Regions from separate parts of the Mus musculus genome. Here region 2 is linked to region 1. A link is a loop called in an ENCODE intact Hi-C map of the cell type or tissue named here. Cell type or tissue: gastrocnemius. All regions are shown on one strand. Links, peaks and the distances in the headings refer to the core of each region. The heading gives the core; the rest is flanking DNA. Region 1 overlaps Aff3 (AF4/FMR2 family, member 3). Region 2 overlaps Lonrf2 (LON peptidase N-terminal domain and ring finger 2).

Region 1 (8,000 bases), core at 1-8,000:
CTTACGGTTCTTTCTTTTTCTCTTTTTTTCTTTTCTCTCTTTTTTTGTTTGTTTGGTTTTCAAGACAGGGTGTCTCTGTGTAGCCCTGGCTGTCCTGGAACTCACTCTGTAGACCAGGCTGGCCTCGAACTCAGAAATCTGCCTGCTTCTGCCTCCCGAGTGCTGGGATTAAAGGCGTGTGCCACCACTGCCCGGCCATCTTAAGATTCTTGCCCCTGAGTACTGTTAGGTTGGGAATCACTCCCAACTCATGAATTTCCAAGTCACTACAAACTACAGCAAACATGACCACAAAAGATCCAACTTTGTGTGTGTGCATGCATGTGCATGCATGTATGTATGTGCGTGTGTGTGCATGTATGTGCGTGTGTGTGCATGTATGTGCATGCATGCATGTATGTGTGTGTGCATGTATGTGCATGCATGTATGTATGTGCGTGTGTGTGCATGTAATGTGTGTGTGCTGTGTGTATGTATGTATGTATGTTTGTATGTGGCATGTGTGTGTGTGTATGTGTTATATATGTGGTGTGTGTGTGTGTGTGTGTGTGTGTGTGTGTGTGTGTGTGTGTGTGGAGGTTAGGGGGTATGTATGTGTGTATGTATTTTATGTGTGTAGTGTGGTGTATGTATGTGTGTGGTATGTTTCTGTGTGTGCATGTGGTGTGTGTGTATGTGTGTGTTATCACTAGAGCCCCAGAATGAGAGGAAAAGAGAATGGGGCAGAAGACATAATGGCTAAAAATCACTGAACAAAAGACAGATTCAAAAAGCCAAGAAACCCCAAACAGGATAACCCTAAAGACATACCAAGACATGCCAAGACACACCATGACAACATGGGACTACAAAACCCAAATCCTGAAAACAACCATAAAGCAAAGGCATGTTGTCAGTGCTGAGACCACCTCCGAGGACAGCAGTGGTCTCCTCTCACTGGGGCAGAGGGAGTCTAAAAACAACCTTCCAGTGCTCAAGCTGGAGTCAGGCTAAGGGCACCAGAAGCATGTGTCTCTAGTTGACCCACATCTCTTGCTTCCCTCTCCGGTTCTCAGAGCATAATGGAAGGTTGGAATGGAGATAAAACAAAAACAAATTGTATTTGGAGAGTGCCAGAATACAACCTAGTTATTTGTAAACTAATTAAAAAAAAACTTAAATAAAAAAAATTTTTTTAAGAATGAAGGAACTTCCTCAATAAAAAAGACGTGGTGGAAAAGGGAATCTTGGGGTGTCCAGGAGGAAGAACATTTGTAGCTGTGTCCACAATAAACTGTTCCTTCGAGTGAGCTTTGTAAATGGTTTGATGGTTGAAACACAATTTACACCACTGTCTGGTATTCAAGATACTATGACTTTAAAAAAGGGAGGTAAAGACGTCTGTGCCTCATCAGTGTAAAACATCGATGCCATCAAACGGCAGTCACACAGACAGGGCTCTACCCTGGGCAAGCTCTGGGGTAAGCTGCAAAGGGCTGCTCTCGGAACTTAGAAATTCTGCAGCAGCAGGATTACTTTCTCAGCCGTTTTCAGCAAGCCGCTTGCTATGCCAAGAGCTTCACAAAGTCAAATCTGAGCACTACATCCAAGTACCAGGGTGAGCTTCAGCTCTATCCTCAGTGGCGCAGTGTGGTAGAAATGCAGAAATGACGCCTACCGTATCTGTGAATGCTTCTCGAGCTTGCAGCACTCCTGAGAGTTGGTTCTGTGTCATTAAGGTACAGAAGGTAGCACATCATACAAGCCATCTCTTTCCAGTTGGCACAGTAATGCCATCAGCTAGCTTTTAAGGCAGGCTTGTCAGCACTGTGTACACCGATGGATGTACTCAGGTTGGGTTCAGTGGTTAAGAACACCCACTACCTGTGCAGAGGACCCAAGTTTGAATCCCAAAACTCAAAGCTACTTTGTGACTTAGGCTCCGGGGGATCCGACACCCAGTCTGTCCTCCATGGGCATCCGCACCCATACATTCCCATATGTACATACATGTACACACATATACACAAAAAGACACACACATATACATAAAAAGAAAGGAAAGAATGAACACCTGAGGGTGGGGTGGAGAGCCATAGAAAAACTTCTGTTGATACCCAGAAAGAACTATTTAATTCCTTTGCTTTTTTATCTTTTTTTTTTTTAAGGTATGCTATGAGACTAAAAACCCACTCAGGCCCCAATGCCACACCAGAGGACAAACAGTTAGCTGCGCTTTGGTAAGTATAACCCCAGCTCTGCAAATGGGGTGCTGAGCTGCCCTGTGCTTCCTGGAACCTCCAGACCACTTTCCCCTAAGGTACCCTGAGTTCACGGTTGACCACATCACAGGGAGAGAATGATGACAGTAGTCGATCAGGGTAACCAAAACCAGCAGCCCCCTGTCTCAGAGAAATCAGGTGAACAACAGACACCCAGTGTGGACCTCTGGACTCTACACATGCATGGGTAGGCATGAGCACATACATATACACACATGTGCCCACACACAAAAGCGAAGTCAAAACAGCGGGCCCCACCTCAGTTCTTTGAACGTGAACTGTGCTAAATGGAATTTTTCTTACACTTAACACTTTACATGCAGTCAAAATCATGGACAAGTTACTCTGCATGCCGAATCAGTATGCACGAGTACCCACAATCCATTAGAGTTATCAATACACTGAACCGAGGGGACGCTCATTTTACTTAGGTAGTAAAATAATTTCTTCCACACTAGCTAATGGGTAATTAATCTCCCTGCACTTAGGATTACAGCAGTAAGGGCTGTGCAGTGATTACTCTCCCCACAGCATCTGCTCTGCCACTTCAACCCATCTCTCAAACTGTACGGCCCCTCTCTTAGTCTCTTGTCCTGTGAATTCCAAGTGGTGTGTGCCCTCAGCAGGTTCCCTGAGCTCTAGGTCTAATCTGTGAGATGGAAGAGCAAATGGAATCTCAGATGGCCTAACCGCAAGGGAGACACAAGATGATCTTGAGCCGTTTGACGTGATTTCCTCGGGAGTTTGAGGTGCTAGAAGAGGTGGATCGGGTTATACTGGGCGCCTTGTGATTGTAACACATTCCTGATCTGAGCTGGGGAAGAATTACCCGTGTCAAGCACCAGGAAAGAATGAGTCTCAGGAAATGCTAAATATGCCCTTTTCTTTATTGAAGTACCGTGATGAGATTAATAAATTGACGGTGATTAATAATTAATGTTGGAATATATGTAGGTTATAAATAATTATACAAAACGTTGTAGTAAATGAGCAAACGTAACTAGCCTCAGATTAGTATTTCTGTTGTGGTTGTAATGCACTTTATTTGAACTGATTACAATCTAGTAAAGCGTTAACAAGCAGAGGTGATAGAATCTGGGAAATTGCTGTCCCGTCTGCGAGGCCAATAGCTCGCCCCATAAAGCAGGGTAGAATGTGCTAGCACTCCCGCAGGCTGTAGTGGGGAGACACTGCCCTCTGGTGGTGGAAGAGGAGAGTGGCCTGACCCTGTTCCCAACAAAGAGCTCTTCAAGCTGTTATTACACCTCATCTGGTGGTAAATGCAGGTATGGGGGTCCTCCTTGGAATCTTGAATCGTGTTTTTTTGAACAAAAGGAACATCAAATACTCATACACATACTTAAGATGGAAACATTTTAGAGGTATAAGTGTGATCAAAATATTGAGTCAGAAATGACAGGATTTGTTCTGGAGCTTCGCTGTGAAAGACACACGTTTCTCTTCTTCCCCTGCAGTTACCGATGCCTGGCTCTCCTATACTGGCGGATGTTTCGACTCAAAAGAGACCATGCTGTAAAATATTCAAAAGCACTTATCGACTATTTCAAGGTACTGCCTAGCAAATAGGCACCATGCCTCCTTGTGCTAGGCTCTCTCCCTGGCAGAGGCACCTCTGAAAGGCCTCATGCACCCATTGCCTTGAGGCTAAACCTGCCATCTCTGTTGTCCAGAGTCACCCCATTTATGACACACTTGTGGTTTGCAGGGCTCCAAGAATGGGCCTTGAGAGCCCAGATAACTTGTTCCCCTGTCTTCATGTCCTTATTTTTATGGCCTCTAAACAGAGAATGTCCAATTTGTCCCCAATGTCTAGGGGATAGATCTGTCCTTAGAGCAGACCTGATTCCTTATGTCCACGTAGATTCTTAGAAGTAACTACTTAGACCCACTGCCCTGAGTTCATCTCTTGTAGCTGATTTAATCTTTGATTGAAATGTCATTTTTAAGGATAGGAAATGGCTCCTTATAGCTCAGAGACCCTCAACAGCAATGTGTGGTGGTGACACAGATCGAATCACAGCCATGGCAACTTTTATCTCAGAAAATTCAATTACTTTCCTGAGAAGAATACAAAACTATCAAAACAAATGAAGAGCACCTCTTTGCTGCGCTGTTGCAAGTGTACCTGAAGTTAATCATTTGTTCAAAATGTCATTTGTCTGAGATTACACCGTCCTTGTCTCCACCCCTCCTTTGTCACACACATGCATGCACACACATGCACACAAACACACAGACACACACATACACATACATGCATACACATACACACACACACAAATACATACACACACATACAAACACATACACAGATACACACATACAAACACACAGACACACACATACAAACATGTACACATATATACACATATACACAGACACATAAATATAAATACACACATGCACGCACACACATATATAAACACACAGACACATGCACGCATGTGCATGCACGCGCACACACACATCTTTTTTAGTCATTTATTGACATCCTGAACATCTGAGAGACCAGCTGGATGGTCAGGCTACTCTGGTGATGCTCTGGTCTGTGTCTGGTGCACTGCCATTTTCTAATTGTTCATATGGAATGACTGCTGCGGAGCAATGAGATAGCCTGGCAGGCTTGTCAGGAGGCAGAGGCAGGAGGATCGCTGCAAGTTCCAGGCCAATCAGATCTATACAGTGAGACCTGTCCCAAACACACATAACAGACATGGGAGAGGAGGCAGAGAGAGTGACTTTCAGATCAGAATCTAAGGGATGAATTGCTATATAGAGTAAAACCGAAGATGCTTGGAAAAGGAGTAAGATAAATTCTGTGATCCCAGTGAGTCCTGGCAAGCTTTTAAAGGATTGTTTTCAGTGTGTGTATCCAGTCTGAAAGTATGAACAAAAATGGACAGAGAAGGGAACAGAAAATCAGTTTCTCTTCTAGGAGTTATGGGCATTTGTATGTTTTTAAGTATATTTCAAGTGGCAGGTTACTATTAATAGTGTACAGTGTGGTTTGCTGTACACTGCACCTGTTAAATTGCTGCCACCATCTTTGTGACAGGACATCTCAGATCTGTCCCTCTCTCCCAGTTCTGACCACATGCCTTCAGGGGACCTCCAAACCTTATCCTTCCTGTTGAAGTTTTGTAGCTACTAGGTGCCCTTTGTGCCACACTCTAAGGATCGTTTAAATACAGCTTGGGGCCTGGAGCCTGCAGGCTACCGTGATAATTTGGCTGTGAAAAACATGCTTTAGCAGTCCGTCTCTAGGGAGAGATTGTCTCTACCCATGTCGTGAGGCTTACAGACTTCCATCCATTCAGAAGCTGCCTGCAGCCCCCAGACGTCTCTCCCTCTTCCACGTCGCGCTCTCCTGTCCACAATGTTGACGTGAGGAGACACAGGTGAAGAGCCTCACGTCAGCTAGGCACGTCAGAACCGTTCTGGCAGGAAAGAGAGGGAACCCCCTAAGGTGATATTTTCTTCCCGGCTTTCTCCATGAGACACGTGAAAGTGGCAGTCTGTGACTCTGTCCTGTGTCTACACTTGCGGAGAACCTGAAAAGCCAGTTCTTATCATAGTGGTAGCTTCCCCACTAACACTGGATGGCCAGGCACTTCACGAAGCTCCTTCTGCCGGAAGCACCTTCTTAGGTGGGCATGGTTTCTTGTCCCTGAAAGGAAGAAATGGTGGGACCCTCATTGTCCTAACCCCTCCTGGTGTAGACTACCCAAGAAGGCAGGTCAGGCTCTCAGGAAGCCCGCTGGCTGCACTTGCCAATTTCTCTTGGTTAAGAAAACACTTTCCAAACTTTTTGGTTTGGGCTGGTGTGCTGCCTCAGAGGCTAGACACGTGGCATCTAGCTGCCTGATGATTTGAGTTCCATTCCCCCAGGACTCACATGGTAAAAGGAAAGAACTGACTCCCACAAGGTGTCCTCTGACCTCTACACACCCATGGCATGCTCTCACACACAGCCCTACACACACACACACACACACACTTCACACACAGACACATAAATTTTTTTTAAATTGCTTTCTCTTGCTTGCTTATATGTTTCTGCTTTGTTGTGGTGCCTTGGATTAAACCTGGGAGCTTCTTATACCAGCCAAGCAGTCTGTGACTGAGCCACACCCCAACACAGGGAACCTTTAAATGCCTGATGTAGTACCTAGCCCATGAGATGTAATATCCAAGCCAGACTACCTCTGGAAGTCAGGGGCTGAGGATAGAGCTGAGCGGCAGAGAGCTTTCCTGTAACACCTTGGGCTCAGTGCCCAATACCACCAAAGGGGGAGGGGACATCTCAGTACAATTAATTGGGCTAGTAATAAGGTACCAATAAGTGTTAGAATTTCTAAATTTTCCATTAAGAAACACATGTGAAGCCGGACAGTGGTGGCGCACGCCTTTAATCCCAGCACTTGGGAGGCAGAGGCAGGCGGATTTCTGAGTTCGAGGCCAGCCTGGTCTACAAAGTGAGTTCCAGGACAGCCAGGGCTATACAGAGAAACCCTGTCTTGAAAAAACCAAAAAAAGAAAAGAAAAGAAATACATTTGAAGCTATTACTTTAAGAATATTCTCTTATTCCTTTAAGAGAAATAAGTTGTTGTTGTTGTTGTTGTTGTTGTTGTTGTTGTTGTTTGAGACAGGGTTTCTCTGTAGCTCTGGCTGGCGTCAAACTCCAAGATCTGCCTGCTTGTCTCTGGAGTATTGGAATTAAAAGCATGTGCCACCACACCCAGCATTAAAAGAAATAATTTTAAACTTTGTAATTTAAAACAATAGGGTTTAACGACACACTTCTTTCAAAAGCCTCTGTAGATGATCTCTAAAGTTAGGTGCAAGGCTTGCTTATTGTGGAGAAGGGAAGAGTTCCTACTCTGTTGAGAAGATTTAGACTAATTTCCAATTAAAAATAAACAAACAAACAAACTCTGGATTGGCTCATCGTTCACCAAACCCTTGCAGTTATGACTAATTCCATGCCTAAAATTTGTGTGTAAAGGCATATATGCACACTTGTGCACACACACATTCATACACACTAGTGTCTGCCCCGAGATTGTAACTCCCCGCTGCCGCCATCTGTTCTCAGTGAGTCTGCGCTGACCTACAGAATCTTAGTAGTTATTGTCACAGTTGACTGAAAATATGCTGCTGTCACTTAACCAGTGCCACTCACTGTACCAATTTTCATTTCCCTGCAGAATTCATCGAAAGCTGCCCAAGCCCCATCCCCATGGGGGTCCAGTGGCAAGTAAGTTCACTTTCCCCAAATGCAGATAAACCACGCATTGCATGACGCGATACCTGGAGGGAGGGGCTGCCCTCCCTGCCTGGCCTGCTCCCAACCTCTCCACTCTGGATTTTCTACCTCTCTTCTTCCAGGAGCACTGGAAGCCCATCCCCCATGTCTCCCAACCCTTCTCCCGCCAGCTCCGTGGGGTCTCAGGGCAGCCTCTCCAGCTCCAGCGGCCTGTCCCCATCGACCATCGTCAGCATCCCCCAGCGCATTCACCAGATGGCGGCCAATCACGTCAGCATCACCAACAGCATCCTCCACAGCTATGACTACTGGGAGATGGCTGATAACCTGGCCAAGGAAAACAGAGGTGTGTGCACAAGCCCTGGAGAATGGGGACCCGCCCAGGCACAGGGAAATATGCCCGAGGGGCATTGGCGATCAAATTTCACAGTTTACAAAAGGAGAAAGAAAA
Region 2 (16,945 bases), core at 5,542-13,541, 600 kb before region 1:
GGCTCAACTGGCCATTCTCGGCATGGCCTCCCTGAAAGAGCGTCTTCTGGCCATTCGACGAATATTAGTCATCATTACACGTAAGCTGAATAGTCGCCAAGAAATGGCTAACAACACACAGAGAGATAATTGATTTTCCTCTAGATTAAGGTTGCCGGAAGCCCCAGTGTTTTTGAGTTCCAGAAACTGACAAATACCCGTCCTCTTCGGCGCACTTTGTAAAATCTTGTCAATGTGGTGGTAAGTGGGACATTTGCCAAATACTGAATTTCTCATGCAGTAGAAGTCTATCTGCTAGACTTGGACACTGTGCAAGATTCGACTGAAGTTCAAGTAGACGGTACAGGTGAGAAATCCTTGAGAATCTCTTCCGAGCAGATGCTTCAGGACTACAGCTTGCTACAGTATGGGACGTTCACATGGGTGACATGTGACTTCGGTATCAAAGGTGATACAATCCTAGCTAGTATCTCGATGTGATAGGTGGACAATGCGAGTGCCAGTGTTTAGACAGTGAGTGGGAACAGACATATTAAGATATAAGCAAGCCAAAACTGGACTTGGGTTCTGTGTGTCGCCGTGAACTTGTTTGCAAAATTAATGAACTGAATCACTATCCAGCCCTTACCGAAGAATTAAGTTATTACCGGGCAGAGCCGTGTTTGTGTTTCGTGTCCTGCTGTAACCCCGGGTGTTGTAAATTGCATGTTGTAATTAAATGAATGTAAAACTACAAGAAGATGTATCTTACATATAGAAAAGTCTGAGGATTGCCAGTATTTTGAGAATATATATTCATAAACACTCCAGAAGGGTAGTCAAAAATGAGTTAAGAGATGTGTGTCCATTGGGATGTCAAACTTACAGCCAAACGCATTGTAAACAAAGTTTTATCTTTATTCAACTGGGGAATTTCCATCAGATAATGATAAGTGCAACTCCCAACCTCCAGTGCATGTTGGGAATGTCATTTGGAATAACCCAGACATTCTTGCCGCCGCCTGAGCAGCTGGTGCGGACAGCCTGCTACTTAGTCTGTAAGATGTGCATCTGACTGACAATACCCTGCTGAGCTGATCTCAGCGGCACCTTCTGCTTTCTTCATTCAAGGTGTGTGGGTTTAATTTAAATGTATATTTTATGATACAAAATGTTGATGGCTTATCAACCCATCAGGCATTTTATTAGAAAGCCGTAAGATCAGAGCAATGTTGATTTTATTGTTCTTTTCAGTAACTGAAACTCAGCTTCACCATGGGACTTTGAATAAAAACACGCATCTCATTTACTATGAACCTTTGACTTCACCCTTGAGAGGGGATAAAAGCCCTTTTGAGCAAGACATTCCACGCATTAAGAGTTCAACTCTATTTAGCATTTATGACATCATCTGACCACTTAAAACTGTAACTCTTGTGACAGAAATCCTTGACTAGAGTTTGCTCATGGCAGTTAATGGGTTTTGAATTATTCTTTTTCTTTTTGGGGGGGAAAAAGTAGGAATTGGTATTGTTACTGTTTCTGTACGGAAGTGTCTATCCAGTGTGAACATAGCTTCTCCACGACTCTACTGGAAGTTTTGTCTGTGCTGAGTTAGTGTTGGGGAGGTTTTCTCCTACCTGCTGACGTGTTAGCTTTTATAACTTACCGAGTTCAGAACCATTATGCTGCTCTTCCTGGTTCTGTCCACCTCTTTTTTCCCCTCAGTGTTCTTACGTAAAAGCCCCCATGGCAGTGATGCTAAGGAGAACAACACAAGTTTTTGGGATTCAGTGCCGAAGAGAACGTGGCATGATTGTCACGTTCTCTGTTACACATTGCACTGTTGGGAGCAGACCAGTAGTCACTGGGTACTTTTAGGGGATTCTTGGTTATTGGACAATTTCAGTAGCACAACAGTTAAAAGTACCACGTTCTCTCTGAACTGTACTGGGTGTCGATTTATAAATGGCAGCTAACAATGAATACCATTGAGAGAGAAGTTTACTGTTCCAGACAAAGAGAGGCTCATGGCCTAGATTCTGTGAGAAGCAGTTATGTCAGGCGGCTAGGAGTGCAGGTGATTCTCAGGCTCCATTGTATGGGTTTCAGTTTTAACAGTGATGGATTGTAACAGCAGCAGGCAGCAGAAGAGACCCTGACTACCCACCAAGCCCTTTCTTGATGGCATCATACTAGATGTGCAAAACCCTGTTTTCCAGAATTACAGACAACTCCAGAGCGCCTGTGCTAGCTGTGTGGCTGTGTAAAATGCCTCCCAATCCATTGTTATTCCTAGAACAAACTGGAGCAAGCTCTTTGGTCTGAGCCAACTAAGAATTTAGAGTTTCTTTCTTCATGGCTCTAACTGGGTTGCAGCAGCTCGTTCTGAGCAAGTATGCACTCTAGGAAGAAAGAAACTCTGTAAGTCAGCAGACCAGGTCAGCGGAGCCCATGCTGGGCTTAAGCAGTAACTCCCCCACCTTCCCCAACCACGGTTAGGAGTAGCAGGGTTTAGTACATTTCCGTAGTTTGTATGGAGATTAGAAGGAGACAAAGGATTTCCAAAGATGCTATGTTTGACTGGAACGCAGCAGGCAGGGTTTCCACAGACTGCAAAGCATAGAAGAAAAACCCATTCCCTAAAGCTGAGGTAGAAGAGGCCCCTCCCTATCAGTTGACAGTAACCCCAGTGGCTGCTCCTGCTTCTAATGAGGACATCCCTTAAGGCCAAGTGCACAGTACACAGTGGTCCTCTGCTCTCCACTCCCATACTGCCTAACAGCTTCTGTTTCCTGATGGTTATGCCTAGTGTAATTTGGAAGTTGAATAGCTGGGGTTGATTACATAGTCAGCTTCATCTGGCCCAAAGCTCCTCACCCTTACTTTCAAGGCCAAGGTTCATAGTGAGTTCCTACAAGAGTGGGGCTGTTAACAGACTTGAACCTGTCGTATCCCGCAGAATCCAAAAGGATGCTTACCTTTTGTTACAGGCCAGAGAAAACTCAAATAGTTTCTGATTCTCTTGGGTGAGACAGGAATTCCATCAGCCTTCACACAGCCCCTCATTGGTGTGTTTTTTTTTTTTTCTTTTTCCCCTTGGTACCTATTGGCATTCTGTAAATCACACTATGTGGTGGTCTGAGTCATTTTCAGACTCCTCTTCACGGGGAGAGCATAGCAACAGACCAGCTGCACACTGGAATCACAGAGCAGCCAGGCCCCATCGCAGTGCCTGAAAAGACAAGATGGAGCTGTAGTAGACCTCTGTGCCATGGTCCAGGTGTGCTGGTGGCTTTTCCAAGAAAAGACTTTCTCTGTGTGGATGTTTAAATGAGAAATGCACACACATGCAGACTCTAGTATCTGAACACTTGATCTGCACTTCGTGCCACTATTTGGCTGACATTATGGAGGCTTTAGCAGGTGCAGCCTTGCTGGAGTATGCATGTCCCTGGGGGTGGACTTTTGAGAGTTTATCGATTTGCCCCACTTGGAGTTGCTCTCTGTGCTTCACGTTGGCTGTTGAAGATGTGACCTCTCGGCTTCCTGCTCTGGCTCCTTGTTGCCATGACTCCCGTACCATATGGGCTGGCGCATGCACTCTCTCTTCTCTCTCTCTCTGTCTCTCTCTCCTCTCTCTCTCTTCTCTCTCTCTCTCTCTCTCTCTCTCTCTCTCTCTCTCTCTCTCTCTCTCTCTCTCTCTCTCTCTCTCTCTCTCTCAGCCATGGTGTTTATCAGAGCCAACAGGAGAGTACGCAGTGCACCTTCACAACTGGAATATGACGGAAAGCTGGACAAAGCTTGAGTACTGTGAACCATGTTGAAACCCTTGGTAAGTCTTTGCTTTGTCTGCTTCCGCTGGGGTCCCCACTGCAGACAGCACTGTTTTCGAAGTAGACTTTCCACCCTGTAAAGCTATTTCCTTGACCAGCATTCCTTCCATACAGCTTATACCGCAACACACTTTTGTCCACTGAGCTTTGGAAAAAGTGGCTAATCGGTAGGTTGCAAAGCTGCCTAGTCCTGCCTCGTTCACTTGTGATACTTACCACCTGACTTACCTTACAGCTGATTTACTAAGTCCTGCCTCGTTCACTTGTGATATTTACCACCTGACTTACCTTACAGCTGACTTAGTACCCGTGAAATGATTGGTACCACTTGAGCATTGTGAATAATTTTTCTTTATTTAGAACAGGTTTGAACAAGTTAAGTCTCTATCAATTAACATTATGTGTCTTGCCTCTTTAGAGGTCAGTAGTGATGTGGAATATTCACCCAGCTTCGCGCTCTCATTGGGACAAAGATGCGAGTAGCAACATTTGGCATTTGTTGTTTCTTACACAAGACTGGTTTTTAAATGTTGCAAATGTTTACTTCATTGTATTCTTTTCCCTGTCCATTTCAACTCATTGAAATTGTGTATCTAATATGTGATATTTGGACTAGATAAAACGTAAAGTGTTGTAAATGTTTTCAAATAAATAATCACTCCCAGATAACAAGGTGAATGACGAGTTGTAAGATATATTAAATTGGCTTTTTTGGTGTGGTTCTAATGAACTGCCATAGACTTCTGGCTGGAAAACCTAGAACAATATCACTCCACAATCCTAGAAGTTGGAAGCTGAAGGCCAGGTGGTGGCACAGCGCTGCTTCCTGTGACTTCAGGGAGACTTTCTCTTGCATCTTCTAGCTGACCCTCACTAGCGTTGGCTCTTAGATGAAGGTCTCAAATCTCTTGTTCATTTGTATATGGCCTTCTGCTCTCTTTGTGCTCAATGGTCTTCTCTGAATATATCTTTTACTCGATTTACCTAAAAACAGTATTTTCACATAAGACCATGGTGGTGTGTGTGTGTTTGTGTGTGTGTGTATTGTAAACTTGACACAAGATAGAACCATCTGAGAAGATGAACCCTCATTTAAGAAAACACCTACATCACAATGCCCTTTGGGTAAGCAAATTGATGATTCTGCTTGCATCAGGGAGTTAGGCAAGTGGGAGTCCAGTTTCTCTCAGATGCAGCTACAGCCTTAGCTGAGCTCACGGGGCTCAGCACTAACTGGGATTCTAGATGGATCCTACAGCATCCTAGATGGGTCTGAAGTGGCTAGATCTTTATGCTGTCACTGAGATCAGTCACCAAATTTGAGCATTCTAAGAAACGCAGTGGTTGAGGTGAGGTAGCCCTAAAAGGGTTCATGACAGCTAAAAGCCATTTGCAAATGAGAACTCCCAGTAGCCAGGACAAATAGTTTCCCATCTGTTTTAGTATGGACCCTCCATTACACATGCCTTCTTTTTTTTCTCTTGGATATTTTCTTTATTTACATTTCAAATGTTTTCACTTTTCCAGGTCTCCTCTTCGGAAACCCCCTATCCCATCCCCCCTCCCCATGCCTCTATGAGGGTGCTCTCCGACCCACCCACTCCTATCCTCCCACCCTGGCATTTCCCTACACTATGGTATTGAACACCCTCAGGCCTAAGTGCCTCTCCTCCCACTGATGTCCAACAAGGCCATCCTTTGTCACATATGTGGCCAGAGCCATGGGTCGCTCCATGTGTACTCTTTGGTTGGTGGTCCAGTCCCCAGGAGCTCTGGGGGAGGGGTCTGGCCTGTTGACACTGTTGCTCCCTCCATGGGGCTGCAAACCCCCTCAGCTCTTTCAGTCCCTTCTCCAACTCCTGTATTGCCCCCCCCCCCCCGAGCTTAGACCAATGCTTGGCTGTGAGCTTCCTCCTCTGTATTTGTCAGACTCTGGCAGAGACTCTCAGGAGACAGCCATAACAGGATGCCTTCTTAAGGCAAAGCTGGTACCTAGAAAGCTGGTACCATGGGCTAAGATGCTGGATGGGATTCACACCAAACATCACAGAATCACTGCCTGAAGTATCCATGGAGCCCCAGCCTCCAGGATGAGACAGGTCCTGACAGACCCACCAAGTCATACATAGCACAGGACAGCGAGAATCTGTCCGAAGATGGAGGAGTGCCATCCACAGTTGTACACAGATAGGACCAGCTGACCCAGCCACCACAGGAACAAGTAACACAGGCCTTCTTGGGCCAGTACCACTTCACATCCATGCTACATTAGGGATTGTGTAACACCAGACAACAAGAGGAAAATGGCCAAGCTTAGTGTCCGTTCAGTAGGTTTTGGTGTGTCTAAATTATGGCAGTCCCATACAGCCTCCATCAAGGGGCATCTTGAAAGAATTGTGCAAGATAAGCCTCACAGTGGACATTGTTGAGAGCAGTGCACCTGCTTGTCTACTTTGTAGAGGAAGGAAAGCAAGCCAAGTCAGAATACAGATGTATCCACAGACAACACCAAACAGCTTGTCTGGGGTTAGGATCTTGGAAGATCAAGTCTTTGAAGGTTTGATCTGATGCAGAGGCATGTGGGGACATCTGAAGGCAATAGACAGAGAATAATGGCAGTCACATTTCATGTTAGGTTTCCTAGAGGCCATCCGCCACAGAAGATGTGCCTCGTGACCTAATAGGATGACTCAGCCAGCCTGTGCCATTGCCCTAGGGCCAGCCCAACAGTGGGAGAGGTGGGGACTGTGAGTGGGTCTGACGGTGCAGACATTCATTTGCCAGAATTGACATGTCCTGCTCTACAAATCTCCAGTCTGTCATAACAGAGACAGGTCTGCGTGTGGAACAAACTGACAGCACTGGATCCCTTTCACCCTATAAAGATCAGTAACTCATTCTAATAGAAATAGATTCCCTTGCCTGTTCTGACCACAGAGCCCTTCAGAAGTGCCACCAGGGTGCTCCTAGCATGCTTGTCTAGCTAGCATTGGCTATCTGTGTCACTGTCAAAGGCCTGGAGATCTTCCTTACAGAATAAAGGTGTGAGAACCAGCTGGAACCAGGGGACAACATCTCATGAACCATCCTGGCTCACAGTCAATGAGGTCTGTTAAGGGCACAGGGCCAACTCAGAGATGCAAGGACAGAATGCCACTCTCCGCCGAGATGCAGGAGGCTCTTAGAGTCGATCAGCTTTATACAGTACTCTGCTCCCATTCAGGAGAACCGAGGAGCGGTGCCTCAAACTCCCAGGAATTTCTTGGAACATTTCTGCTTCCTGTCACCCTGGGTGCATGCTTTCAAGATGAAAGTGCCTGGCTCTCAAGGGAGACTTCTGTCAGAAAACATGGCAAGAGACCAGTTGAACCACACATTGCCATTTCAATATGGGCACTTAAGGAAGACCAGGAACAGTTGTCCTCCTGATGGGAAAGGTGGTTGTCTAGCCAGGAAGGGGAAGGGGGTGCCAGCAGCCCTTACACAGCACAATGAGGAAGAGAAGACTTGCAGAACAGAAGTGACTCCTGAGATAGCGCTTGTTCAGTGTGGATGGTTGTAGCTAAGTGTAGCTGAAGGATGAGGGGCTCACACCTCTCAGGAAAGCCATTGGGGATATCTGAGGCATAGCTGAGGACGAGGCTAGACCAGACCCTATAGATGCAAACTGTGAGACACAAATGATAGCCCTGGGTCTCTACAACAACACAGCCAAAGATGTTGGCATTCAACTTCCTTTCTACTATTTTCTTTTTCTAAGGCCCCAGAAAACAGATACAGGAATTCCTGTGTGACTGAGAAGCTGTTCTGCTGCTGAGTCATGTACCCTCTCCCCATCCTCCTCAAGTTTCCCCTGAGAAGATAAGTCAACAGGGATCTTGCAAGAGAAACCAGAGGGGCTTAGGGTGGACTGTAGCTAGCACACATAATGCACCTTCCTGGCTCTTATGATTAAGCCCTGCTTGATGGCTGCTGCCCATGCTGCCTGTATACAAGCCCCTGCTCTCTGCTCCTTTTAGCAGAGCTGGCTGAGCCACAGAGAGCTGCCTTGCCTGTGGTCATTCTGCATTCTGAACAGCTCACATCTGAGCCTAATCAATATGGGTCTATCAAGGCTGGGCTCTGCCTGCCACGGGCCATCACCGAGGGATCATTCTGGTGACTGAGCTTATTGATGGCCTGGCATTGTGACTTGACTGCTCCCTTGACCCACACCGCCTCCCCTTCCCTTCCATCAGTGTCAGTTCCAGGGGCTCGCTTTAATAACCATTCTGCGCACCAGAGTCCATCTGGTGCGCTCCAGCTGTAACATCTTTCCCAGCTGCGGAATGTGCAGGCTGCAGCCTGTGGTGAAAACAAAAGCTAGTATCTATCTGAGCAATGCCTACTGGCCGCATCAGAAATGGAGGGGAAGCAAAGCAGTAAACAGTGCTCCCGGATTGTCTCTGCTGTTCCTGTCTCTCGATTCCTGCCTTTGAGCTCCTGCCTAGGGTTTCCTTGAGTATGGACTTGTAAGCTAAAATAAACCCTTTCCTCTTCAAGTTAGTTTTGGTCAGTATTTAAATACAGCAACAGAAAAGCAAACCGATATATCCTCCCTCTACTGTTTGTCAACATCTGGAGTCCACATGGGTTCCCAGTCTTTACATATGCTCATCGATGCTGGAGATTCATGCAGGGTCCTCAAGAGAAAAAAGCCAGTCAGCCTTTCTAGACTGTCTGAGGGGTGTCTAGGGGGAACTGACCAGTCTGTTTTGACTGCTGTTTACCAGGTAGGATTTGGGATTGGATGTTGTCTGGTGTAGTCAAAAGCAAAGGAGGCTCAGCATCCAGGTGTCCCTGGTACAAGGTGAATTTTGAAAAGTGAAAGCAGTTACAGGTATGGCTGACAAGAGCCAGTGGCCACTCAGAAGAGTTCATTGTGGCATTTCTTGCCTGCCCCATGATCTTTAAAGGTAGCATTTCCCTTTTGCATGTGGCCCCCTTTGAATTAATCCTCACAGCCAAATCAACAGAAAGTCTGAGTGTTTGTTTGTTTTTGGAGTTTGTTTGTTTGGTTGGTTTGTATGTTATTTTCTTTTTGGTCAAAGAGAAAGATGGGAGACAGGTGACGAGAAAGGAGGGGAAAAGGAAGAAGTGAGCATCTTTTCAATTAAGTTCTAGTGGGAAGACAGATGAGTAGAGAGGTGTAGCTTGTGCCACCTACTGGAAATTCTGAGGCACTGCAAGGGCAGAAACCAGGGTACTAGCTACAGGTAAGATTTGGATCAAGTAAGATTTGGATGACAAGTTTGAGCTAAGATTCCACAACAAAAGGCTTCACAGTGCTCGCCCAGACCTTCCCAAGACAATTCCCTTCCTTGGAAGACATGGGCAGACTTGCACTTCTGATGGAAGAGGTTAGTTTGAAAGATCTGGTCATAACGACAACTCCATTTTCCCAGTGGGCTACATTGTTAACGTGCCATTATTTCTGCTTAGTCTCCAATTAACAGTATGTCAGAGTCTAGCTGTGAGTTCTCTGTCCTACAATCTCTTTGTCAGTCAGCTAACACAAGGGCTACAGGAGATCTCAAATTTTAAGATTTCTTGGGTGAGTCCTCTTGGGAAGCCAATGATATACGTACCTTAAATCATATCTTCTATCAATTCATGTGTGTGTGTGTATCTTCTATCGATTCATATATATTCAACCACCTCAAGTGATATTTTTAAAATATTGGACACAACTGTACAAACAGACAAGATGGCAGACTGCTCATTATTAATCAACACTGTCTAGATTCAGTCACAAATCTGCCACAGGAGGGCTTCTCCTTGAGATGAGAAGAGCAGCAGTTGAGCAAAGGAAAGAAAGGGTTTTTTTTTGGGGGGGGCGGGGGTAGCCCTTGTCCTCCTCACAAGGAAGGTTTCAGAAACGTTACAGGCCAGTCTTAGCATCTGTTAAGAACCCACACATATGACTCTTACAGGACACACCGCAGCCGTCTAGTCTGGTGGGATCTTGACCGATTGCATTTGCCATTTCAGAACTGAGTCCTACAGACCCAAGGAGAAGTGGTTCAGAGTTCACTACACCTTGTCTCAGGCAGGTTTTATTTATAGCCAGAGAAAGGGAAGTGAGGGACAGAAAACAGAAGGTGTGAACGGATCCCACTAAACCACCTACCTATGTTCAGGGGACTTAACGTTATGTGGGGGAAGGGGGAAAAAAGACCCTTTCTAAGCTGTGCCAAGCTCAGCAAGTGTCCGCAGCAGCCACATGCAATCCTTCCCTGTTCCCATGCACTTCGTCTGGGTGGTGTTAGCAGAGGCTTCCTTAGTGCTTACACTTGTATGTGTAAATGGGGGTATAGCTTCAAACAATACATGTAGACCCCCCCAATTCTGTCCCCCATCTCCACCTCCTGCATCTACAGGTCACACAACAGTTCCCTCCATCTCACCTGTCTCTAAGATGCAGGGAGGGTGTGTGAAGGGCTGGGAGTGAGAGCCTACAGGGCAGAAAAAAAGAATTGAAGGTCAGCCATCCCCAAGCACGACGTTTACATCCCCTCAGCAGGGCCTGGAGGGATGTGCTCAGACCACACTGGGCCTCACAGTTGCATGCCAGGGAGACACTGTCCTACAGGCTCAACACAGCTTTGTAGGGAAGAAATAGCTGTCACACTCTGTAAGTTGCTGTGCCTGGCAATAGCCACATGGGGTCACTGTACTCTCAGGAAAGAAGGAACGTCAGCTGCGATGTCTGTCTGGACTGGTTCAGACTGGGAACCAGCTAACTGGCTATGGAAGAGATGAGACCTTCTCTTTCCTGCAAAGATGAGCGTCTATGGTCAAGTCCACCTCTGCTGTTAGAAGAGGAGGGCCTCAACATGGTGGACTTTGAACCAGGAGGCAACCCTCTGAAGCGTTACTCTATTCTAATGACGAATGTCATCTAGTCTAATGACTAAAATTCCCATACCTTCCACATTGGCTCACAGCTCCGGGAAAGCTACTGAGCCTCTCTCTGGAAGGAAATGATTATCCAATAAATCAAGGTAAAAGCCAAGGAATAGGGAAACCTGGGTGGTAAATCAGTTTCTGGCTCGATCAGCTGGAGATGGTGTCAATGAACCATCCTTTTAGCTGAGCAACCTTGAATGAGCTGCCTGGAATCCAGATCCTTGCTTGCCTAATTTACACACTAGAGATTATAACATACACCTTGGTTTGGAGTCAATGCATACGATACCTATCAGGTAAAACATGGGGTGAGCAATCTGCTTTTGAGACTATGGGAAGAAGACAGGGAAGAGAGGCTCAGAGTAGCCTAGGGAAGGCAGGGGCAGAAGGACCACCAAGTCCTTGGGAGATCTCAGCCTCCTTCTCAGGTGAGATGTGGGCATAGGAGTGGAGCTTCTGAGAAACTAAACCCAGTGAGAGTCAGAGAGGCCCACACCTCCACAGTGTGGGGACCCCAGGAGCTCACTGAAGCACGGCCTTGAATGCTGGGTGGTGCTAACCTAGTCTTTGAGGATACATCCCATGAGGTCTGGAATTACTGTTCTTTGGTGCTTGGTCTAAAGCCAAAGGAGAATTTCCATTTGGTTTGGAACTGTGCCTTGGGGGTGTCCAGCAGAGCCGCCCCTACCCCAACTCTGATGTCATTGCTTCCTGTTCAGCTCATGAACAGCTCACGTTCATTGGCTTCATTTTTGCCCGCCAGTGATTTCGTTTGATGAATTACTGGGCTTGGCACTAAAGCAGTCTCTCAAAGCCTGGGCCCCACACCAGCAGCCTGGCATCATCCAGGGATTCACATGGGCCCCTTTCACAACTTCATCACAAGGTCAGGGATGGAGACCAGCCAGCTAGTGCTGACACAATGTGTTTCAGAGGCTGAGACGCACTGCCGTAAAGGAAGGGGTCCACCAGGGTCCTACCAGGGTCACCCTTCTTACAGTGGCCCTTTGATCCTTAGCATCCCCGAGGCTACCTTCCCCACCCCCCTCTCCCATCCTCTCTGCTCTCCCATCACATCATCTAGCTGTGGGATAGCCACAGGTTAACCAGGCATAATTCCCGCTGGTCCACAGAAAATGAATGTGGCTCTTCTCAGCCTTCTCCCTTAAAGTGCAAGCTTTCTTAGGAACTGCTAAAAACAGAAGAATGCGCACCATAGGCCAAGACAGCTCCAGATAATGAAGATGGGAGTGTATAGCTGATGATAATGGCTGCCATTGATTAAGCCATTATCAAAGGGGCAGCAATAATGGGGACAGCCAGGACAAGCCACAGCAGCTGGCATGTGTGGCCTGTTCAGAAGCCTGTGGGATTTCCAATTATTGTTGCACTTCACAGAGGAAGGGTGGCATGGAGTCTGGGAGAGTTAGGCAGCCTTGCCTACATTCGTACATTGGGGATAGAGGGGGCCAGCCTTTTACCCACCCCAGGCAACCTTGCCCTGGGCTAACATCACCCCAGCTCCTAGGGTTTTACAGTGCTCCAAAGGAAGAGGATCCTTTAGTTCTTTAAGGCTGAGCAGATATATACCTCTTAAGATATCTGGATTATCATGTCTACTGAGCGAGCATTCTCCCTTAAGTCTGAGGTTTATACAGTCTGTGAAGGTGAGTTGAAAGACAGGCTTAGTGGCCACACTTGGGAGCCACATTGGAGCATCTTTGCCTCTCTGTGACTTGGGAGAAATGTCCCATTCCTTCTGGGGTTGCTGTGAATTTGGGTATGATATGGGTGCCTCTTTGATCACAGGAAGCCACAGCATCCGTCTTTCTATGGCTCTATACTCCAGAGGCCTGCGGTTGGGCAGCCCTCGGCCCACCCCAGCCTCCAGCCCTCTGATACTTTGAGGTCTTGGTCTGAGACTATCTTCCTGGAGAAAATGGGCAGTTCTAGTCCTGGGGCTGCTTGGAGCAGACCTCTGAGAGCAACCCCTACCCCACAGCACGGCTGGTCTTGCCCAAAGTTAGGGAGTTTGGTTATGGGTATTGACTGCCACCTCCTGTGGGCTCTGCCAGGCCACAGCCACCATCGGAGCCTTCTGTCATGGAGCCTGTGGCAGCAGAGCCTAGGGCAGATTGAAGGGAGTGGTGCACTGGCTCAGATCGGAGGAGCAGCAAACCTGTCTGGTGCACGCACCCTAGGAAGGACAGACTCTGACCTTGAACAGTTGTCCCAGGCACCTTCCACCCATGAGGACATTTCATTTTCCCTCAGTTCACTGAGAAAGAGTTGGTGGGAATCTGTGGTGTTTGCAAATTTCCGAGATCTGAGTTCCAAGCCTCTGCTGTGGAAGCTCCCTACATGGTCACCCTTGATGACACGGCATGGGGTACCCAGCTGGTCTTAGGCAGGGCTAATGAGGTTGCCAGCTCTACTAGAGCAAGCCACGTCCCTTCGAGGTCATCTGCTCTGGACTTTTGGCCACCTCCTTATTCTTACACCCTCAACAGTGATGAGCACAGCGCTAGAGTTTGTACCACACTCTGCCTTGGACAGGTGGTCACTTTGTCATTTCATTGGGACACCTGCAGCATGACGGTCTCTTCCCAGGGCACACACCCATCTACTCAAACCAGAAAGAGAGCCCACAAGAGACCAAAGGAATGATAGTACCAACGTCCAACTTGGTGCGCCAGTGGTCATTGCCAGGAGTGGGGCTGGGGAGGGGGGGTGACTACCAACAAGTAGCAGAGCTACTACAAGTAGCAGAGCTAACTGAGAAGCAGCAGCCTCACGGAGAAACCACCCCAACATGGTGGCCATTCATGAGAACTAGGCCCCTGGAGCTCTGCACCACTCGGGCAGCTAGACAGTCAGAGAAGGCTCTGCCCTTTAGCTCATGGTCAGAACCTCGCTCCCAGCAGTTGTTTATGTCTTTTTATACAGCCCTGGTGGGGCCTCCTGAGACGTCCATGTTTTATTTGCCCAGACCTGTTGCCCTTTGCATCTAGAGCCTCCCTGCTCCCTCCTGAAGGAAATGGTTCAATTCTGAGGAAACCAACTGCCATTACAACAGCACGTCATGGAGAAGCCTCTGAACCAAGATTGAACCATGGTGGAGCCTTCCCTGCATTGAAGGAGTCCAGCCAGGTGTACCCACACGACTGTGGGTACCCAGGTACAGGTGGGTAACCAAGCCTGTGCCCATTTCACACATGTTTGGCGGAGCCTTGTTGGCCAGCATTTACAAGTGGAACATTCGAAAACACTTCTTCAAGGATATACCAGGGCTTTGTACCTGTTCTCAACCTATGGGCCGCAACCCTTTTGGTAAACCTCTATGTACAAAAATATTACATTATGATTCGTAACAGTAGCAAATTACAGTTATGTAGTTGTAACAAAAATACTTGTAGGGTTGGGGGTGGTCACCACAGCATGAAGAACCGTATAAAAGAGTTGCAGTGTTAGGAAGGTTGAGAACCAGTGCTGTACAGGAAATGGGGATGGGCCCTGCACTGCCAGGAGCTCTTACAGCATCTCCAAATGCCAGCAGGTGATCATCACAGAACAAACGAATAAGACAAATGACATTGAAGACATAGAGCCCACAGTGTATATTGTATACTACTTCTTATATAAAATACATTCAACATGCATTATACTCATAATGTATTATATAATATATTGCCTGATATGTTAAATAACTTATACACACATACACTTTTCTAAGGCAACAGTTTCTCCTTCTCTTCCACTGCTGCTGCTTCCACTTCTTCCTCTTCCTCTTCATCTTTTCTTCTTCTTCTTCTTCTTCTTCTTCTTCTTCTTCTTCTTCTTCTTCTTCTTCTTCTTCTTCTTCTTCTCCTTCTTCTTCTTCTTCTTCTTCTTCTTCTTCTTCTTCTTCTTCTTCTTCTTCTTCTTCTTCTTCTCCTCCTCCTCCTCCTCCTCCTCCTCCTCCTCCTCCTCCTCCCCCTCCCCCTCCCTCTCCCCTCCCCCTCCCCCTCTTCCTTCTTCTTTTTCTTTGGAAATCTTCACTCAATTTTGGGGTTGAACATATTGTTCCTCTCTGGGTGGCGGCAGTAGGTTTCTGTTTTAACATCTGTGGGATAAACCAAGCACTTCCCAGTAGTGAGGCAAGAACTGAGAATAGTCGGCAACCCATAATGCCTCTCTATTTTCTGAGACTTAGGATGTAGGTGACCACCATTGTGGGTACCACCAAGGCCTAGAGGTCTGTTTCTCCCTCTCCACCATCCACCTTCCCTTCCTGAGAGCTCCCACACCTGGTGTCACAGCAGGCACTGAGAGCCACTCCAGGGACACACCCTCTTGAGCAGGCAGACCCAGCTGGAGAACAGGACCAAAGCCCTGAACCTCTGGGCTGGGCTGGGCTGCCTGCCCTCCAGCAGTAGCTCAGTGTAAGGAGCAGGGCAAACTGTGGCCCTCCATAACTTCTCACTAGATAAGATGGTGACTGTGAAATGTCCCACGATGCACTAGGTCAAGCCCAGTAGTTTCTAGGGTTGGCCTCTCTATCCAGAGAGTGTTCCCTGAGGACTTATAACAGAGCCTTGATGGGCACCCACTGCCTCCTGAGCCTCTGGGCTCCAGCGCTTCGGATAGGTAGCCATACCCGATGCCCCGAGCCACCACTGATTTTAGCCCTCCATACTCCCACAGGAGTAGAAGCCTGAGCTCTTACAGACCCCTCTGAGCCTCTGCCTGTTTTGACCCCAAACCCTAGAGAGCCATCTCACCCCAACACATAGGAAGCAAGAACCAGGTGCACCTCAGGCCAGAGATCAACCAGCACAGGTGGCAGGCAGGGCATACCTACTGTCTACAGGTGCCAGCCGTTTCCTAGCAACTGGAAAAAGGAATCACCGGCTCTTGTACAGTGACACCTGGTCTAGAGACCACATTGTTCCCACCCAAGGAGAGGGGAGCAGGTGTATCCTACTGAGAATATCAAGTTCTAACCGCTTAGAGGAGGAGCAGTTCTGGGAGATTCTCGCCCTCTGACTCCCTAAAGGAACACTGTAGTCTCCACCTCCAGTCCTGTATGCAGTAGGTGCCTAATAAATCCATATTGAACTAAAGCTGCTCATCAACTCAAAGTTGTTGGGCTATGGATCCCATAGCCCACTTATTATTATTATTATTATTATTATCATTATTATTATATGGGGGCATATTTTGTCTGCATGTATGTCTGTGCACCACATGTGTGTATGCCTGGTGCCTGTACAGGCTGAAAAATCTAAAGACAATATGGATCCCGTAGAGCTGAGGTTATGGAGGCCATGTGGGTGCTGAAGATAGAACATGGCTCCTCTAGAAGACAAGCCAGTGCTCATAACTACTGAGCCATCTTTCCAGGCCCCTGTAGTCTGTTCTCGAAGGGTTGTTTGTCCCTGTGCCAATAGATGCCTGAGTGTAGCTTGGATTTACATGTGCTGCAACCCATTAGCCAGAATGCCTAGCTAGAAAGCGTCAGTAAGAGCATGAGAGTAGAACTCAGCATCCTGGTTCACATCAAGGACTGGGCTAGCCCTGGGGCCCAGGAGGTATAGGTTAGGGGATGGCTAGGTCTCATAGGGGAGAATTTCTAGCCTCCTGGGACTCTGGCCCACAAGTGCACAGTTAGTTCAGGAAAAGATGTGTGTTCTGAAGAGATTTACCCTTAAGAGGTTCCACGTGATAAAGCTTAAAAAGCAAAGATTGTTTCCCTTAATCAGAACGTTCCCCCCAGTAACACCCCTGCCACCAGTGATGGCGGTTAGGGAAACAGCCCTTTGCATATGCTGGCTGAGGGGAAGATGTTGGCAGAGCCCCATGTAAGATGTGAACACAGGCTCAGAGAGAACACAAATGGCCTGCCCAAGTGTCAGCGATCTATCTTCCTTCTCTCAGGAGCTCCTTCCCAAGCCTTGGATAAACCTGTCCTCCTTTTATTGTTTCCCCTTTTCAGACCCCCGCGTGCTCCCCCTCCGGCCCTCCCCCCCCCCACACATATATATATACACACAGGCGTTGCCACCAGTGATGGTGGTTAGGAAAGGCTTAACCAAGGCTTCCTTTCTTGCCTGTGAGGAGCAGAGATGGGAAACTTTGTATCACTTGCTCACAGGTCTGGCTGTCTCTGTGAGAGTATGTTGAGATGAGATTACCATTTAGAC

The links. Peaks named below come from ENCODE experiments on the same cell type or tissue, not always from the same donor. Only the 100,000 strongest peaks of a DNase experiment are listed, where the experiment ranks them.
Region 2: a loop joins it to region 1, with 6 times the contacts of the local background. A loop is called at or near these places in 32 of 42 quality-filtered maps.

The regions. Positions count from the first base shown.
Region 1 is chr1:38,181,155-38,189,154 of GRCm38, reverse strand. It overlaps Aff3 (AF4/FMR2 family, member 3), which reads left to right. Exons shown (of 22, transcript NM_001290814.1): 18 at 2,148-2,219; 19 at 3,737-3,830; 20 at 7,491-7,540; 21 at 7,672-7,895. Among named protein-coding and RNA genes, the nearest start is that of Gm16150, 34 kb to the left of the region's middle. In gastrocnemius, for the core only: a CTCF peak has its summit at 3,459 (motif pointing left); DNase peaks (open chromatin) are centred at 3,448, 6,547, 7,417 and 7,679.
Region 2 is chr1:38,781,217-38,798,161 of GRCm38, reverse strand. Lonrf2 (LON peptidase N-terminal domain and ring finger 2) reads left to right here. Exons shown (of 12, transcript NM_001029878.2): 12 at 1-4,493. The coding sequence ends at 133. Among named protein-coding and RNA genes, the nearest start is that of Lonrf2, 47 kb to the left of the region's middle. In gastrocnemius, for the core only: CTCF peaks have their summits at 9,027 (motif pointing left) and 10,513 (motif pointing right); DNase peaks (open chromatin) are centred at 6,939, 9,039, 10,517 and 11,619.